2 separate regions of the Homo sapiens genome follow, and region 1 is linked to region 2. Evidence: chromatin contacts called from ENCODE Hi-C or POLR2A ChIA-PET data. All regions are on one chromosome and are shown on one strand. Each heading gives the region's core, a stretch centred on a gene start or an enhancer-like site at or near the end of the contact. The rest is flanking DNA. Distances are from core to core; before and after follow the strand shown. Region 1 has its middle 77 kb from the start of PRDM1. Region 2 has its middle 41 kb from the start of PRDM1.

Region 1 (4,594 bases), core at 83-2,582, 38 kb before region 2:
TTATATACTAAATATGATTCCTAGGGGGTAAATTTTTTTTAAGGTGTTAAATACCATGTCTAGGCAGATTCAGCTCACCCAGAAGACTAGAATTGGCAGCTATGCCTCCTGCTCTCTGCTTTGATTCAGAACCTGTGCTATGCTATTGTCAAGCCTGGGTATTGTACCTTCTTGGTCCATTTTTGAATTTTTCATCCATTTTGACCAACACTGTTTAATTCCTGCTTTTTTTTTTTTTTTTTTTTTTGAGACGGAGTTTCATGCTTGTGGCCCAAGGTGGAGTGCAATGGTACGATCTCAACTCACTGCAACCTCCACCTCCCAGGTTCAAGCGATTCTCCCGCTTCAGCCTCCCAAGTAGCTGGGATTACAGATGGCCACCACCATGCCTGGCTAATTTTTGTATTTTTTTGTAGGGACTGGGTTTCACCATGTTGGCCAGGCTGGTCTGGAACTCCTGACCTCAGGTGATACACCTGCCTTGGCCTCCCAAAGTGCTGGGATTATAGGTGTCAGCCACCGCGTCTGACCAATTCCTGCATTTTTTAAAATGACAAATGACATGGTCAAGAAAGCCTTTCTGCATTTCCTTTCTTTGGTCTTCATTTATTCATTCAACCAGTATTCTGTTACTGTGTCCTCTGAACAGTCTCAATAAAATTGTTGCTGCTTGGTGCTTTGTGTATGTGCACCTGTTCCCTCTCCTAGGTTATGAGAACAAAAGCCAAAGATCCTATTTTAAAATTTTTATTTATTTTCTTAATTTTTTGCATCACCCACAAGACCACAGGCAAAGCCTGCTTGGGAATGAACTCGTGAAGAGCTGTGAAGCACAGATGGGTCTCTCTGGTCTTTTCCCTCTACTTCCATCCCCCTTTCTATTCTTCTAAGAGTCTCACAGACCCTTTCCATCTGAATTTAGTTAGGCCTCCAGCAAGCAGAGACACAGATTTCACAGTCAGGTGCTGCTCCATGCTGTACTGGGGTGATGCCCCAAAGGTGTTCTTGGCCCCGGCCTTCAACACCCTGTGTTGATGTACTTGGTGGCAGATTCCCTGCCATCTCCCCAAATGATCGTGTCTTCTCTTCACATCTCATTATGTTTTCCTTGGCCTGATTCCTTTCCTCCTACCCAGTCTGATTCGTCTGCCTTTTCCTGACTCCCTTCCAGGCCACCCCTTCCCCTGGCCTCTCTTCGTACCTTGGCCGTTAGTCTTGCTTGATGCCTCTGTATGCCTCACTTTGGTTTCTGTTCCCCCTTATTCTTTTTCTTTCACTTTCCCCCACCCACCCGTCGTTTTTAACAGTGTCATCATGACTTACAGTGTGGGAACATGATGCTTGCTGTCTCCCACATTACATAGCCGCCCCTGGATTTCATGTGACCAACATTCCTTCCCCTAACCCCTTGGGCAGGATAGAAACTCCCCCACTGCCAGAAGCCGGGGCCTAGCCCTCATCGCGAGTCCCGCTTCCTGCCCACCTCAGGAAGCAAGGGCAGGGCAGAAGATGGAGGCCAGGGCCACAGAGTTCACCCCAGACCTCGTGTCAGATTCTGTGGGGCAGTGTGAGCTGGGTGTGACTCAAGGCACCACTCACAGCAGCTTTACTCTGTGAAAGCACGAAACAGGGAGGGTCCTCATAAAGGAATGGCAGGGGCTGTGGGGAAGAGGTGGGGTAGCACATATGACTGAGGCCAGGGAGGTTTCTAGTGCTGACATGACTTGGCCTCCTCATCCACAAAACTCACTTGAAACACCAGAGCTTGATGAATAACAGCGTCCCAGTCATAAGCAGAAAGAGCTCTTCCCTTTTTCTTCCGTCAGCCCTCACACATACCGCTTGTGCAATCTGTTCTTATGTGAAGGTTTGCAAAATCGTCCAAGTGGAGGATGGGTCTGGGATTTCTTGGACACATATCCATCCTGGAGGGCCAGACATCAGCCAGGGCAGCTGGAACAACCTGGACTGTCACAGTAGGAGGGGACGGGGGGTGTCAAGGCTGCTGGGAATGGGGCCTTCTAGCACTCGGTTTCAGAGAGCAATAAATGGAGTTCTTATTTCAAACGTGCAAACCGGATTTGGTCAAATACTCTCCCTGTGAGGCAGCTGCCCTTTGAGGCTGTGGACCAGAGTGGAAATAAAGCTCCTGTCTGACAAAGGATAGGTTTCCTTGACCCTTTCTGCTGACTATTCCACTTCCTGCTGGTTTGCTGCGTTGATCCTTGGGCAGCAGCCCCAGGGGTGCTTGCTGCAGCAGAGTGAAAGTGATTGCCAGCCTGAGCTCTACAGGCTGACTTTGGGCTCTGCAGGCACGTTCTTCCCCTTGCTTATTTTCCACTGCTGTTTGTGAGTCAAGCTCAAGGGCCACGCTGAACAGGCTGCTGGAGGAAAGGAGTGAGCCAGGTCTCTTGATATCTTCTAAAGTCTCAGAAAGGAAGTACAGACCTAATTCAGTGCCCTCTCCTTTTCTCTTCAAGTGCAGGTGGTTAAAGTCCCCCTGATATGGTTTGACTATGTCCCCTAAAAAGCATGTATTGGAAAATTAATCCCCATTGTAACAGAGTTCGGGGGTGGGGCCTGATGAGAGATGATCAGGCCATGAGGGCAGAGTGAATGAATTAATGCCGTTACTGCAGGAGTAGGTTGGTTATAAAAAGGGAGTTTGGCCCTCTTTTACACACACGCACTCTCTCTCTCTCCCTCTCTCGCTGTCTCGCTCTCTCACTCTCTTGCTCTCTCACTCTCTTGCTCTCTTGCCATGGGATGATGTAGCCACCAGGTGCCAGCTCCTCAGTCTTGGGCTTCCCAGCCTCCAGAACTGTGAGCCAAGACATTTCTATTAATTGTAAATCACTCAGTCTGTGGTATTCTGTTATTACAGCACAAAATGGACTAAGACATCACCCCTGGGTGCATCCCACTCATGACACAGGCAGGAAAGCAAAGATAGCTAAACTCAGGATAGGCATTTGTATTCAGAGGGTTTTTTTGTTTTTTTGGGTTTTTTTTGCATTTTTCCACATTGCCTAGTATATAGCACTGAGAATGCGTTTTAAGATTTATGGACAGTTTTGACATTTAAATAAGGTATGACCAAGGTAAAGGGAGAAAATTGTGGGAATTTTGTCAAATAGGACCAAGGAATGCAATTTTTTTTCAAACACTATTTTTAAAGGACTCTTTTTGTAGAACCTTAGCTTTATTTGGTATCAGCCAAGTGTACCAATCTCCTGTTTCTGATTTGAGAACAAAATGTGTACTGTTACCCGTACCAAGTATCTCAGATACCTTTTCCAACCAATTTTGAAAGTTCACAGAACTGGTCTTCCTGAGTCCTTTGGCCTTAGATGTGTAGATACACAGATGATCCATTGGTGTGCAAGAAGAAAATATCTTAACTTCTATTTCTATCTGTGTTTCAATCTAAACAACAAATAAATTAAGCTTTACTGTTACTAATAAATATGATTAATGCTACATGTATTCACAAGTGTACACATATAAAATTTATAGATAAATATAAATATGATGGGGATGCAGGCCCAATTTTAAAAATTAGATTGTATGATCAAAAATTGGTGGAGGCCAGACATGGTGGCTCATGCCTGTAATCCCAGCACTTTCAGAGGCTGAGGCAGGAGGATCACTTGAGCCCAGGAGTTTGAGACCAGGCTGAGCAACAGAGCAAGACCCCATCTCTACAAAATAAAAAATTAACTGAGCATGGTGGCACATGCCTGTAGTCCCAGCTATATAGGAGGCTGAGGTGGGAGGATCTCTTGAGCCCAGGAAATTGAGGCTGCAGTGAGCCGGGCTCGTGCCATTGTGCTCCAGCCTGGGCAATGGAGCAAGACCCTGTCTCAAAAAAAAAAAAAAGTTTGCTAGGACTTCTGCTGCTGGCCAATATGGAGTCATGGAGACCAAATTTACCTTCCTGCCTGAAACAACCCCTACACACACACACACACACACACACACAAAACAGACAAAATATATGAAACAACAGTTTCCAAGACACTGGACATCAGGCAATGAAGAGAAGTGATCCCTAGAATCAGGAAACAATGAGGTGGCCCTTCAACTGTCACAGCTTACTCCACTGAGTTCACACTGTTTAGTAAAGTTATATATGTCTTTTTTTCTTAATTTGAATTTTTACTTTCCTCCTCCTTGAGGACAGTAGCCACATCTCGTTCACGGTGTATCCTCAGGACTTAGCACAGGAGTTGCTGAATAAGCATTTGTTGAATGAATAACTGAAGCTCTACAGGGAAGCCTCAGAATGGTAGGATCATAGATGAACGGATGTTGGAGCCCAAAAGCACCTTAGAGATCATCTAGCCCAGTTTCCTCATTATACTGATGAGGAAATTGAGGTCCCAAGCAGTGCTATGACTGCCCCAAAGTCTCATGGCCCCTTAGTGGTGGAGTTTGTGGGAGTATTCCTCCCTAAAAAGCAACCCTGGAATTAAGCAAGTTGGTAAATTGCTGCAGCTCACAAAGCAGGGGCATCATAGAATTCTAGAGGCTAAGATGGTGTGTTTAGGGACAAAAATATAGGAACCAAGAATTACTGTGGGCAAAGCCATCC
Region 2 (4,673 bases), core at 2,080-4,579:
TGTTTCATAATCTAAGAAACCTGTCACTTGATGATCTAAAATTATGGTCATTGGAGACTAGTTTAATAGATGACAGTGTGCCTTATCTCTAGGATAACTTGCATGCAAATACACAAAGCAAAACTAGGCTATCCTGAAATCTTAGGGAATGAGTCACTTTTTGCTCTTGATGTTACTGATATCCTTCAGGAAATAAAACTTGAACCATTACATATAGAGATTCCTTAAAAAAGTTATGAACCTCTTCATCATGCTGCAGTTGATCGTGGTCTGTCCCTGTCTTGGTGGCTTCAGGACGTGCTGATGAGCACGGCTACTGTCTTTCTCGATGTCAGGGAGCTGTGGATGGGGCTGTCATCTCTGACATGAATCGGTCTGACATTTGGGCGTCTGCAAAGCTCCTCTTCCAGCTGCTTGGATATCAGTTCCCTCCACTACCCTCTCTCAGGGTGCTGGTTTCCAGCACTGTCCCCCTGGCTCTGCCTTTTCATTTGTCTTTCTAGTCTTCTGTGGACTGGAAAGCAGATCCCCTACCCTTTTAGATTTGTGCATGAAGTCGGAGTAAATAGAGTCTAAAAGAGTCTGAATGAGGGGCTCACCTAAAAAGCCACGAGCTGAGCTTTATCACTGAATCTTATGAAATTCTTTCTGGTGGATCAGAGGCCAGTGTTCTTTTTTTAATTAATTAATTAATTTATTTTTGAGATGGAGTCTCGCTTTGTTGTCCAGGCTGCAGTGTAGTGGCACAATCTTTGCTCACTGTAACCTCTGCCTCTCAGGTTCAAGCGATTCTCCTGCCTCAGCCTCCCGAGTAGTTGGGATTACATGTGTGTGCCACCACGCCCAGCTAATTTTAGTATTTTTAGTAGAGATGGGGTTTCACCATGTTAGCCAGGCTGGTCATGAACTCCTGACCTCAGGTGATCCGCCTGCCTCGGCCTCCCAAAGTGCTGGGATTACAGGCATGAGCCACCGTGCCCAGCCGTGCAGAGGCCAGTGTTCTAAAAGGACAAGGTCTTATCATCAAAATAACTTATATGATCCTCATAAGCATGACATTTCTGTGTTATATTTTGAACTCCATGTTGCTTTTCTTATTTGTCAACATTATAGTGTTTTCCATGCCAGACTTCACCACAGCAAACAATAAATAGCCAGACTCAAAGACATCAAATTATTATTTTTATTTTACTTTTTTATTTTTTTTATTTTTTGAGATGGAGTTTCTCTGTTGTCACTCAGGCTGGAGTACAATGGCGCAATCTCAGCTCACTGCAACCTCCGCTTCCTGGGTTCAAGCAATTATCCTGCCTCAGCCTCCCAAGTAGCTGGGACTACAGGCACGCACCACCACACCTGGCTAATTTTTGTATTTTTAGTAGAGACGGGGTTTCACCATGTTGGCCAGGCTTGTCTCTAACTCCTGACCTCAGGTGATCCACCCGCTTCAGCCTCCCAAAGTGCTGGAATTACAGGCGTGAGCCACGGCATACGGCCAGCGTCACATTATTGAGGAAGTTAATGTCCACGGATCCAAATTATATAGATGAATTATTTTTAAATATTTCAAATATGTTTAAGGTTGTGCACCTGTGTTTTAATTGCTCAAGAGGTGATTAGATGGCGTAGAGGTGGTGAGAGACAGGACAGCATAGTACTAAGAGCCAGACCATCTCCTTGTTGAAAGGAGGACAAGATATGTTTGCTGGGTGTTATATGAGTGTGTTTGTAAAGCATTTGGGAAGCATTAACTCTTATTTTTAGGCAGGGAGAAGAATGAACTGGAACTAAAGATTGGTTCCGGATCAGAACAAGAGTAAATCTCCCCCTACCCTTTCTCTCTGCCTCAGGAAAAGGAGAAAAAAAGAAATAGTATAGTAAATATGGACAATTTTACTATATAATAATTTCTTTCTTATTAAACACCTAAAAATATTTTTATTATGTTAAAATGCTTTCTTTTTTTCTTTTGAGACAGAGTCTCTCTCTGTCCCCCAGGCTAGAATGCAGTGGCGTGATCTCAGCTCACTGCAACCTCTGCTTCCCAGGTTCAAGCGATTCTCCTGCCTCAGCCTCCCGAGTAGCTGAGATTACAGGCATGTGCCACCACACCCGGCTAATTTTTGTATTTCTAGTAGAGACAGGGTTTCACCATGTTGCCCAGGCTGGTCTCAAACTCCTGACCTCAAGTGATCTGCCAGCCTCGGCCTCTCCAAATGCTGAGATTACACGTGTGAGCCACCGTGCCTGGCCAAATGCTTTTTTGTTTTTAACTAAATAATGATAATTTATGACTAACAATTTTACTAAATAATAGTATAGTAAACATGGAGAAGGAGGAAAGAAGCCGTGGGGATACTTTGAAGCTACTTGTGTCTATTTGTAAAATAACCATTGCCTAAAACAGAACTCTGACTTAAATACTGATGGCAACTCAATAATCTGCCAACATCTGACAAGAAAAATGCAGAAAAAAGAAAGAAAGAGGGAAAGGGTAGTGAAAATAGTCAAGATAATAGAAACAAGAAAGCACTTCAAAGGTGCCTTAAGCAGCAGTGAGACCCCACTGCCCCTTCTGGGATATGTCATGAATGTACATAGAGAATTCCTACCGAGGAATAAGAAGTGAAATAATTGGGTTCAGAAATGAGGACTTCTTGAGGGAGCAGTGAGGTTGGCTGACTTTTTCTTTAGTTTCATCGTCTCATGAAATGCAAACTCACTGCAAGGAAGTACAATCTTATGTTGTTCATTAAATACCGACTTGGTAAATGAAAGGACAAAGCCTAAAGATGTGGCATCATTAATTTTTTTCACTCCCAACTGTTGGTTGAGTCATTTCCAAAGACAGACTGCAAACCCCTTGAGCTGTGGCTGGAAATGAGGAATGAAGATCAGCTTAGGTGCTGAGAATTTTTATCCATCAAGACCTGGGGTGCTGGACACAGGGTAGAACTTTTGAAGCATTCACTGAAAGCCAAACAGTAGTCAAGAAAAGTTAAGACATAAGAAGACCCCTGTCTTCTACGCAGGAATGGGGAGGTCCTCTCCCTGCAGCTCAGCTTCTGGGCCATCAAAACATGAAGAAACAAGATGGTTGGTGGTTTTGTGTTGTAAACATTCAGCTCCAACACACACCTCAGTTCGTTAAGCGGTGAGGCGGGGAGGATGATCCATTTTGACTCATGCTGCCGAGGTGGCGGAAATCCTCCTGAAGACAGCAGGAGGGATGCAGTGAGACCAAATTACCCACGCATCTGTGGAAATGGGTGGGGAGAGAAAGTGATTCATGTCAGGACTAAGATAGCCTGATTCGTGTCTTTATGAACTCCAAGTGGTCCAGAGTCCATTTTCCAAAGTCATCATGAAAGAGGAAGTTTATTTTAGTAAATAGAAAGTAAAACATGTTGGAGCTGCACACACAGATGAGACTCAGGTGAGGAAGGTGCTGGGACTCCATGCCCAGGAGAAGTGAGGGGGCTGCCAGCGCAGCCAGTGGGCTCGGTGCCCAGAGACCTACTTGATCACACACCTCAGAGGGCTCACTTGATCACACACCTCAGCGGGACTCATGTGCATAGCAAAAAGAGAAAGGGGGTGACAAAATTCGGGGGACTTTGGCCTTTGGCCTTTGTTACATTTCTTTTTTTTTTTTTAGACAGACTCTCACTCTGTTGCCCAAGGGAGTGCAGTAGCACAACCTCACCTCACTGCAACCTCCATCTCCCCAGTTCAAGCCTCAACCTCCCGAGTAGCTGGGACTACGGGCGCACACCACCATGCCCGGCTAATTTCTGGATTTTTAGTAGAGATGGGGTTTCGCCATGTTGGTCAGGCTGGCGTTGAACTCCTGATCTCAGGTGATTCGCCTGCCTCACCCTCCCAAAGTGCTGGGATTATAAGCATGAGGCACTGTGCCCAGCCCTTTGTTATATTTTTAAAAATTAATTCAATTACTGAGGTGTTTTTTTTCCCACATAAAAAAGGGCAAAAGTTATCCATTTTTCTGACTGCTTTACTCCTATTATATGGTTTCCAGATCTGAGATTGTAGGAGGTTTTATACAACCCCTCACAGATAAAAATTGATATGAGATCCATTTTGGTGTGGAGTGTCAATGCTGAAGCATCTAGCTTGGACTGGACCCATGGTGGGGAGGTTTGGGTGCCCCGAAGGCTGCCTGCCCTGGCTGTTTGCTGGAAAGTCTGTATGATCACCCACCTTCTCTTGAGCAATAGAGAGAACCTCCTAGTTCTCCACCCCCACCCCAAAACTGTCTCAGCAGCCTGGTCTCAGGAAAGCCCCAAGCCTGAGTTGTTGAACTTGCTCTCACAGTGTTCGATCGGTTTGAGGAAAATAACTGTCATGTCCTTAGCATTGCCTCTGCTGAAAACCCAAGGGGACTGTGACCATGTGGCAGTGATATAGAAAGAGCACTGCATGTAGAGTTAAAAGACCGAGGGTGTAGTCCCAGCTTTGCAGCTGATGCTTGATGTGTCCATGGGCAGGTCGCTTGTCCCCAGTCTCCTGCTTGTAAGATGAGGAAGTTGAGCAAAATCTCCAGGGTCCCTCCTCCCTATGAGATTCTTCGAGTCTATGAAGTCCAGACTCTCTGGTAATGTGCCAGGAAGAACTTAGAACCTTTCTTATGACAGGAGCCAGGGCTGCTCAGT

What was found. Hi-C counts contacts between places; a loop is a spot of excess contacts on that map. ChIA-PET counts read pairs that join two places held with the same protein, here RNA polymerase II (POLR2A). Pooled maps may share reads with other maps.
Region 1: a map of GM12878 shows a loop between it and region 2 (3-fold over the local background). The contact joins two enhancer-like sites. A Hi-C loop is called at or near these places in 8 of 168 maps with a recorded cell type or tissue (CD14-positive monocyte, CD4-positive, alpha-beta memory T cell, Caco-2 and 4 more), 30 of 37 single-sample maps with no recorded cell type and 17 of 50 pooled maps. POLR2A ChIA-PET finds 5 or more read pairs at or near these places in 16 of 52 experiments (AG04450, BJ, CD4-positive, alpha-beta T cell and 9 more).

What each region holds. Positions count from the first base shown.
Region 1 is chr6:106,161,314-106,165,907 of GRCh38, reverse strand. No RefSeq gene overlaps it. Among named protein-coding and RNA genes, the nearest start is that of PRDM1, 77 kb to the right of the region's middle. RefSeq lists enhancers at 946-1,405, 1,416-1,465, 1,486-1,585, 1,010-1,856, 2,316-2,395 and 1 more. Within about 2 kb of position 1,332, at least 21 of the 41 ENCODE cell types and tissues checked have a DNase peak (open chromatin) inside an H3K27ac peak, as active enhancers do; they include CD14-positive monocyte and GM12878, where a contact is called at or near this core.
Region 2 is chr6:106,124,872-106,129,544 of GRCh38, reverse strand. No RefSeq gene overlaps it. Among named protein-coding and RNA genes, the nearest start is that of PRDM1, 41 kb to the right of the region's middle. Within about 2 kb of position 3,329, at least 3 of the 41 ENCODE cell types and tissues checked have a DNase peak (open chromatin) inside an H3K27ac peak, as active enhancers do; they include CD14-positive monocyte and GM12878, where a contact is called at or near this core.